2 separate regions of the Mus musculus genome follow, and region 1 is linked to region 2. Evidence: chromatin contacts called from ENCODE Hi-C or POLR2A ChIA-PET data. All regions are on one chromosome and are shown on one strand. Each heading gives the region's core, a stretch centred on a gene start or an enhancer-like site at or near the end of the contact. The rest is flanking DNA. Distances are from core to core; before and after follow the strand shown. Region 1 holds the start of 1700019D03Rik (RIKEN cDNA 1700019D03 gene). Region 2 overlaps Inpp1 (inositol polyphosphate-1-phosphatase).

The links. A loop is a pair of places that touch in the nucleus more often than their neighbours do. ChIA-PET counts read pairs that join two places held with the same protein, here RNA polymerase II (POLR2A).
Region 1: a map of heart shows a loop between it and region 2 (2.2-fold over the local background). The contact joins the promoter of 1700019D03Rik here to the enhancer-like site in region 2. A Hi-C loop is called at or near these places in 1 of 37 maps with a recorded cell type or tissue (heart). POLR2A ChIA-PET finds 5 or more read pairs at or near these places in 1 of 5 experiments (embryonic stem cell).

What each region holds. Positions count from the first base shown.
Region 1 is chr1:52,949,834-52,954,378 of GRCm38, reverse strand. 1700019D03Rik (RIKEN cDNA 1700019D03 gene) reads left to right here and starts at 1,539. Exons shown (of 2, transcript NM_144953.3): 1 at 1,539-1,764.
Region 2 is chr1:52,797,559-52,801,835 of GRCm38, reverse strand. Inpp1 (inositol polyphosphate-1-phosphatase) reads left to right here. Exons shown (of 6, transcript NM_008384.2): 2 at 2,300-2,551. The coding sequence starts at 2,348. Among named protein-coding and RNA genes, the nearest start is that of Inpp1, 18 kb to the left of the region's middle. Within about 2 kb of position 1,824, at least 2 of the 3 ENCODE cell types and tissues checked have a DNase peak (open chromatin) inside an H3K27ac peak, as active enhancers do.

The DNA.
Region 1 (4,545 bases), core at 290-2,789, 150 kb before region 2:
GCAAGCAAATAACATTGCATTTAATCATAATTATTTAGCACAGTGTGCTTGAAATGTATGTGAATGCATGCTCCATTTAGATATAATCAACTTTGTACACTGCAATAGTTGCTTATCAAACAAATCAATTTAATATTCATATTCTGTTTGTCTGGTGCCATTAATCACACTAAATGAAAAAATTGATATGTTTGAGGCACAATATTTTCAGGTCAAAGTTACCTTAGCTGATTTGCACAGAACTAAACTAAAATGCTGGATTCACTTAAAGCTGAGCTAGGTCTGGAGGGACTTCTTAGATCCTTTGCTCTCTGAGTTAATTTTTTACTGAAATGGACCTCCAAAAGGCCCTGTTTATGTTAGCCTATAGGCTTCAGGCTTTTCTTTAGGAGTGGGGAGAGAGGAAAGTGCTGAAGTGTGTGTGTGTGTGTGTGTGTGTGTGTGTGTGCCCTTGGGTAGCATCTTCAACTGCTCTGGACCTAATTTACTTGAGTCAGGGTCCTTCATGAAACCTGAAGGTTGCCCCTTTGGCTGTGGGTTCTCAGGAATCCACTCATCTCTGCATCCCCGCCCCCCCCTCCCCCCAATCCTAAGGCTGGGCTCAGCCTAAGCATCTGCATCTGTAAAGCAAGGAACTGAGAGAGTTCTGCTGAGGTCCCTTGGGGCATGAATTTTGCATTGACAATCCATTGTAGGACAGGATGGAATAATGGTTCTTTTGTCATTCTCTTGGGGCGGTTACTGACGATGGGAATCACACAGACAGATGCAGGCATCTCATGGAATGAGGTCTAACTGAATAATGGCTATGTTTTGAGGCGCTTGTTTCCTTAAAGGGTAAGAATATGATCTTTCTTGATGTTTTGTTTTGAGAAACAAGCGTTTCGATATTTGGGTACTCGGGGATAGAAAAGTGCAATACTGGACGCATTTTTAAATTTAGAAGTGCTTGGTGCACTTCCGAGTGCACTGGGGCAAAGTACTTAGGTCTGGTGGTGTCTTAGGGTAGAGCTGCGAGGCGTGGCGTTGGGATCAAAACAGGTTTGACTGCTAAACTGGCACTGGAGCAGCGCAGCCTTCAGGGGAGGGCCCCGGGGCAGGTGACAGGAGATCACCTGCGGGGCTGGCGCCACGCTGCAGCACCGGACGAGCCGCGCCTGCTCCCACGTGGACAGAGATCAGGTGATGTCTCAGTCCAGGTGGCTCTGGGGATGTGGGGCAGGAGAGGGAGATACAAGCTCACTTAGCTTTCATACTTGGTGGTCTGGATCTTGCTGGGGAGGTGGAGCCGTGTGTGAATAGGTTGCCGGGTGGGAGTGCGAGCTGTGGCCCAGCACTTCGGATCCCTTTGGTTGTGCTTGGAACCCAATGCTGTTGGGCAGGGGTAGCCCCTGGCGGTGCCAACACTGAGGGTTGTGCTCCGTAGCCGCGGGTCCCTTGGCTCCACTTTCAGGGAGCGAGCCGCGAACTCGTGAGCAGTTCTGGGAGGAGGGGGGTGGATTAGGAGGGGTGCAGGGGGAGGAGCCGGGACCACTGCCGAAGGACGTCCGCCCTACTCCAGGGGAGACGTTGTCTCTGCTGCCCGGCCATGCCGCACCTTTTCAGGCTTCGGCTCCCTTCCTGAGGCCCCGCCCTGGGGGGCAGCACCCACCCTGGGAGCCCGGGCTGCGGCCAGGGGCATGAGAACAGCCAAGCGCCCGCGCCTCCTCGGCCGAGGCCGCGCAGACTTGCGATGGCGGTGCAGCTGGCCCGCTGCAGTGTAGGGTAAGTGAACATCTGGAAGGTGGGTGTCCTGCTCCGATGCTGTGACCTTTTGACTTTCCAACCCAGGAAAGCCGGAGTTGCAGTAGTTAATTTTATCTAACATTTCACAGCCAGCTGTCCTGGACACAACCTCACATCCTAGGTTCCTTAATTGAGCCTTTAGCTCCATCTTCTGATCTTGTTCCGAGCCCACAAACTAAAGTATTTCATTGCTCATTGCAAGATGCAGGTTCATCCTCCTCCCCACCTGAAGAATGAATGGAGGTTTTCCGGTAAGGACACTACATGCACAAGTCAAGCTGTCAGGCTTGTGCTGAGTGGCACATGATTAGCAGAGTGTCTGTACTCTTGGAAGCTGTGGGAGGCTGAATCCTGAGGGGAAATGATGCAAATGAAAGAGAAATGAAAGAATAGACAGTGGGAGCCCAGCTACCAGAGAAAGCTCCAGACGCAGTCCAGTCGTTTCTCTTCTATTGCTGTTTTGACCCCTCCCCCATCTTTTACTGAAGGTAACAAAACAACATAAACTAGTGGGTAAACTGTCCACCTCTTTTTAAAGATCCGTCACTGCCCGTATATATGAGATGGAGATTTTTGGCAAAATTTCAGGGGGATAATATAGCTAAGCACGAGTCAAGAAAATCCGTTTTTCCTTTGAAAGGGGTTTTATTTCCTGACACAGCTATCTTGTATGTATGGATGGGAAATGGTATTAAGTATAGCAGAAAGGTTCTGGGAAAAATAGTAACTTCATATTTACTCTTTTCTTTCTTTTTTTCTTTTTGCTGTGTAAGAAAAATAACTGTAGGTACATTATGAGATAATAAGGGTACTTTAAACTGTGGTCTGCCCTCAGGCAATTTCAGTATGCTGTCCACACAGCACTGCTGCCAGAAGCCAGGTTCTGATTGGCCACTTCAGTGTGAGGAACTCAGTGTTTGGAGTTATATCCTGCTCCTGTCAGAAAAGCCGTGTTTACACTGAGCTGACTTCTGCTTGTGTCTCCTCAGTCCTGCCCCAGCCAACAACCTTTCAACTTCCAAGATTACATTCAGGATGTCTACTTCTCTTTGAAAAGAAAGTCTAAAACTTTAAATTTGGAGCTCACTCCCTAAAAAAAAGTAAAGAAAAGAAAAAGAAAGAAAGCAGAGAAGACAGTAGAGAAAGGAAAGATGTGTGGTGATAGAGTTTCTGTCTGCTTTAGCTGGCTGCTGTAAGGATGAAACTGTTAACCCACACAGTGCATACAGGTGCTCGGGAGACAGAATGTTTTACTTTTCTTTAATGAGTAACCAAACTCGAGTTAAACACATCAGCTTATCCTGAAACCATCAAGCAAATACTCTGAGCTTGACTAAAAACTCATACGTCCCTGTTGTTGTCAAGCTGACTTTCTTCCTCTTTAATCTGTGCAGCTTGGTGGTTTTGAGGGGGAACGCTTTCTCTCTTGGTTTATATTACTTTAAACCTCTAACTTCCACTTTAATGCATCCATCCCAGCTTTGATTCTGACATTCATTGTGTCAATTCTACACATCTGAGGAATTTGCTTGAAGTTCAAGTCAATGCAATGCACAGGGCAGGCTTTTATGTTGAAGGTTGCACAGTTAGAAGCCGGTGGCACAGCAGAGATGGTTCCAGGATTTTGAAGTCTGGTACTTATTATTCCTTTTCCAAAAATGAGGTTAATGCCATCCACTTTCAGGGTGAGTGCTGAAATTCAAAGTACTGAAAAAGCCAATCACAAGAGTGGCCGGAGATCTAGTTGGTCTCTAGCAGATATTGCTCGAATTAGTGAGCCGGATAAATTCTACACTTACACTGTTCTAGTTCATAGACTGGACTTTTTGAAAAGGTTTCATGAAAGGGAAGTTTAATCAAGTGCCTTGCTAAAAACAAACAGACTCTTAAGTTTTACCTGTGATTGACCAGAGTAACCAATCACTTCCAATTCTAGAAATACAGACCACTACCCCTGCCCAAGTGTTGCCTGCTCAAGTCTTTAATTTTACCAGAGATTGATATCAAACTGGTCTATAAAGCTTAGGAATTCTAATTCACTTTCTCCTGTTGGTTTTTTTTTTGGGGGGGGGGGTTGGGGTTGGGGTTTTTTTTTTTTTTTTTTTTGATTTTTCGAGACAGGGTTTCTCTGTGTAGCCCTGGCTGTCCTGGAACTCACTTTGTAGACCAGGCTGGCCTCGAACTCAGAAATCCGCCTGCCTCTGCCTCCCAAGTGCTGGGATTAAAGGCATGCGCCACCACGGCTTCCTCCAGGATTTTGTATTAGAGACTAACATTGGGCAAAGTTATGTGAGCAACTGCAGCTTCTTGAAACCTTCTTCTCATAGGATTTCGGGAGATTCTCTGGATATTCTTGTGCACACAACCCCAGGTTTTCTTGGAATGCTGGAGTCTGAGTGACTGGAATGGGGAGGCACAAGCAGTCTGTCTTCAGCTGGTTCCTCAGTTCTCTCTCCTCTTCCATCCTTTCCAGCTGAAGCTTACAAGGCTGGCACACAGCTGCTTGCTTTCTCTAACACTAAAAGACGCGGGTGGACATGGATGCTGGAACAGGCCAGCTCCAAGGAGGAGTGGGGAAGCCAGTGCTTTTAAACATGTTTCAGGGAACCTTCCCTCCCCTGAAATACTGAACCATTAGCCACAGGCAGCAACAGATATGCTAACTTCTTAAAAGAAATATCAAGTATTTCTAGTCAAGGTTTAAGATTTTTTTCTGAGTTCTTGGTCTCTGACCTGGAGTCCAAGTACATTTGAATCCTG
Region 2 (4,277 bases), core at 575-3,074:
CAGGACCTGAAAACTCAGAAGTGGAACTATGAACGTCTAGAGCCCAGACCTCTGGAGCATCAGTGTGCAGCTCACAGCTGAGCATTCTCGCCTCGTGGCCCAGGTTCCTATACCTGCTACATCCTGTACTTGTAATATCCGCTCAGGCAGGGAAATGACCATTACTAGGAGAAGTCAGGACCAAAGTGGGGGAACTCTGGGTTCCCTGGGGTGGCTGGGTGGAAACTTACCCAGTATTTTCTTACCCGAAGCTTACAGTATTTTTTCAGATTAAAAAAAAAAAAAGATGGGGGGAGGGATAAAGATTAGATTTAATGCTGTTGAATGTGATAACTTGCTCAAGTCCGGAGTGTATTCCTTTGTGTCACCATGCTTCTTCCAAATGAGAAGGAACTTACATTATATACCCTTGGTTCATTGGCTCTTTGCTCTTACAATAATGCAGAATGTTTGCTAATAAATCAAGTTATGGTCACCACCTTTCTACTCTTGTGGCTCATGTGCTACAGTGAGACTATGCATGCATCTCTGTGTTGTTCTATGACATCATTTGTGGCTAGTATTTATATAATGGATGCAGTAAATTATTTCTGAGTTCAAGTGGCTTGGCTCTATGAATGCCACTTTTCTTAATGTATAGGTCCAGAACAAAGTACATGAATCTTCTAACAGGTTTGAATCTGAAATAAAGAATAAAGGGCTTTTAAGGAGCCCTGTTTGCTTGAATTCTTCTATATTATCTAGTAGATCTGACAACGTGAGAGCGAACCTGCCCCAAAAGCAAAACAAAACATGTTTATTTAACATCTTTGCTACTTTAAATAATTTTAATCTACCTTGTATGAAGATATTTTAACTCTTATTTTCTTACCAGAGATTAGGGAAAGACTTAAGGTTACTGACTGAGGAAAGAGGGCCCTGGGTGGGATTTGGTACAGTTATGACAGCAGCTCCCTGGAAGCCTGTGTGTTTCCAGTGTCAGGGAGTTAGCACCTGTCTACTACTGCCTTCCAGAGACGACCACTGGCAGTAAAGCAACTGCAGTTGTGACAAGGGACATCTCTCCGTGTTGGTCATCTTTCCTTTATTTCTGTTGAGGAACATATTTCCTCAGGAAGAAAAAAAAATTGTTTTTTGAACAGACTTAAGACAAGCAGGCTCTAACAGTTTGCCACACCCCCACATCAGTGTTTTCACAGCTGAGTGGTTCCCAGCCTCAAGCTTCTTTTCATAGAGGAAACTGTTGTGATAATAAAGAAACCTGATGTGGGGTGTGTGGGGGCAGTTCTGAGCCCCATGTTTTAGTCTTGTGTAACCTTTTTTAGAAGTTGCTCAACCCTCTAAGCTTCCGTTTCCAAACTGTATGTCACACAGGGCAGGGTAATCTCACGACAGAGGAAGCAGAACGACTCAGGCTTTGAACAGGAAGAGGACCACAGAAGCATTTTGAGGCAGCACCAGTAGATAGGAGCCAGGTGTGGTGCACACACCTTTAGCCCTAGCATTTGGGAGGCAGACGCAGACGAATCTTTTGAGTTCCAGGCTACCCTGGTCTACAGAATGAGTTCCAGGACAGCCAGGTCTAGAAAGAAAGAAAGAAAGAGAGAGAGAGAGAGAGAGGGAGAGAGAGAGAGAGAGAAGAAATAAAGAATAGAAATAATGATGTAGGCATACTACATGGTTCTTAGAAGACAGAACTTCTCAAGTCCAACAAGGTGTAAGTCCCCTTGCTTTGGTGTGTAGGCTGCTACTTGGTGGCAGATGGAATATGTCCCTGGAATGTTTGAGTGGAGTTGGCTGTGAGCTGCTTTATAGTGCTTGCCCAAGACCGGCCTCAGAGTCTGGAAGACACAATGCCTGCTGCTCATCCACTTAGCACATGGATCTGGCAGCATGATTGTCATCCCTCACCATTCTCACAGAGAAGAGAATTACGTCAATGTAATTGAGATAAAGCTGTGTCATGATTAAGGACCTTGTAGCAATCTGCCTTTCCTCGGACGTCGTGACACTCTGTCTTGCTATGGCCCTGTAACATAAATTCTAATTCAAGGCTTTTTCTTTTTCTTTCACTGAACATTCAGTTTCTTTAAGAGTGTAATTGGTTTACAAGACTTTTGAGAAATACGTTTGTTTCAATCTTTAGATTGTAACTGCAGTCTTGCACGCTGAAAATGTGCGGTGACTCACTAGCAGGTCAGCTTCCCTGACAGGTTGCTGCCAGCTATGTGTTAGTGGGAGAGACGCCCTGACATCATCCCTGAACTGCTTTCTCTTTCATATTCTTGTGTTCTTGCAGCTGTGAGCCAGAGGGTGGGTGAGGCTGAGAAAGAAGCAGGCTTTAGAAATGTCAGACATCCTCCTGGAGCTGCTCTGTGTCTCCGAGAAGGCTGCTAACATCGCCAGGGCGTGCAGGCAGCAGGAGACCCTCTTCCAGCTGCTCATTGAGGAGAAGAAAGGTGCAGAGAAGAACAAGAAGTTTGCTGCAGATTTCAAGACCCTGGCGGATGTGCTGGTGCAGGAAGTTATAAAACAGAACATGGAAAACAAGGTAAGAGGTCAGGCCACGGTGGCTGCAGGACACCTGCCTCCGTGCTTCCTCTGGTTCCCTCAGAATAAACAGCAGGCCTTTTACTGACTCTTATGTTCTCTTAGGTCCAAACAAACACCTTGCAGCCTTGCCTTATTTTTATTACAGTATTAAAATGGTCTTTGCAGGAAATCATTGAAGTATAGAAAAGCAAACAGGATGAGAGTGCTCAGATTCCTAACCTGAGTATATGGTATTGACCCTCTTACTTATTGATGGGTTTCTTGTTAATAAATAATATATGCTCTCTGCACCAGAGCACACTGAGCTACATGCTCCCGAGGGCCACTGACGCTTCCTTCTGTGTGTCCACGCTCTGACCCACTTATTTCAGAGCAGTGTTTGGCTTCTCAGCTAAACCATTTATCTAATGTTTTGCTTTGGTTATGGGCTTGGAATTAGGCGAACTCTCCCTTTATTCTACTATAAAAATATGGTCATGACAAACACTGATTGTGATTCTATGTGTGGAAATGGCTAGAAAAAGCCAGGCTTCTTGAGTCGTAGCAGTAACACCAGCAAGCAGTGCTCACTGAGGCTGCATGGACTTGACTTTGTTACCCCTATAAGAATTCTGTAAGGTTAGAGCCATTGTTCTACTGGGATGAAGCTGTCACAGAGAGCTGGAGTAAGTTGCCTGAATTGACGCTGCCCAGCATGACAGCTTGAGTTCTTCAACATAGGAAATGGTTTCTAAGTCTGTGTCACTGGGCATTCTGTCGTCTTTTATATAACTCGCCCCACCTTCTTTTTTTTTTTTTTAAATTTGGGAGGATGGAACTTTATGATAGAAAATAATATAAAACACTTCAATATCTTTATTGAACTTTTTAAACCTGAGGACTACTGTAGAATTCAGTAAAATCTTGACCACCAGTGTGAGAAGAGAATACATGAATTATACAAAATCTCCATAGACTATATATTTTTTCATGCCCTTTACTACCTGGCTTTGGTGAGCTAAATGAAGGAAGCTTGTTTTCTGTTGTTACCAGTGGAGACCCTTGGATACAAAGGCGGGTTGGGCAACTGGACTGGATATATGTCAACATTTTATGGGTTGATATGTGCCTCTAAACAATAGAACAAGCCCAGGCAATTGTTCATGAAGTAATGCCAGAATTTATTAAACAAATACTTTCCATTTGAGCTGCTTTAGATACTTCTATTTCAGGCCCCCTCTGTCTGCATTCCTCTGAATAGCTCTGTAAGCAGGTGTGGGGGCTGGGGAACTGACAGATTGCCAGCTCTTGTAGGCCTGTTCTCTTCTGCAAAAGAGAAAAAAGAGTAGCAGGCGGTGTGGCCATTGGTGGTTTGACCCTCTGGGATGGGCAAGTTTAAGGCTGTCAAGCAACTCCTTCCCCAAACCAGCAACATCTCAGTCAGCAGTATTTGGGGGCGGGGGTGGGGTGGGGGGAGTCTTCTCAGGGTCAGGAATGAACTGTGTTTATCTGAGCATGACACAGAGATGAGACAAAAGCCTCATTTGGTCCCCTGTTCACTCTGTGTTGATGCTTAGGTCACAGGTTACTACAGTATTTCTCTTCTTTTTTCTTCTTGTTCTCTTTTCTGTCATCTTCTAGCCTGAAAGGTAATGACATTCCTGACAGGTGCAGAGATGCAACTGAAAATGGAAATAAAACCTAAGACCTAATAATTCCAATAATAATAATTCTAATTAATATTA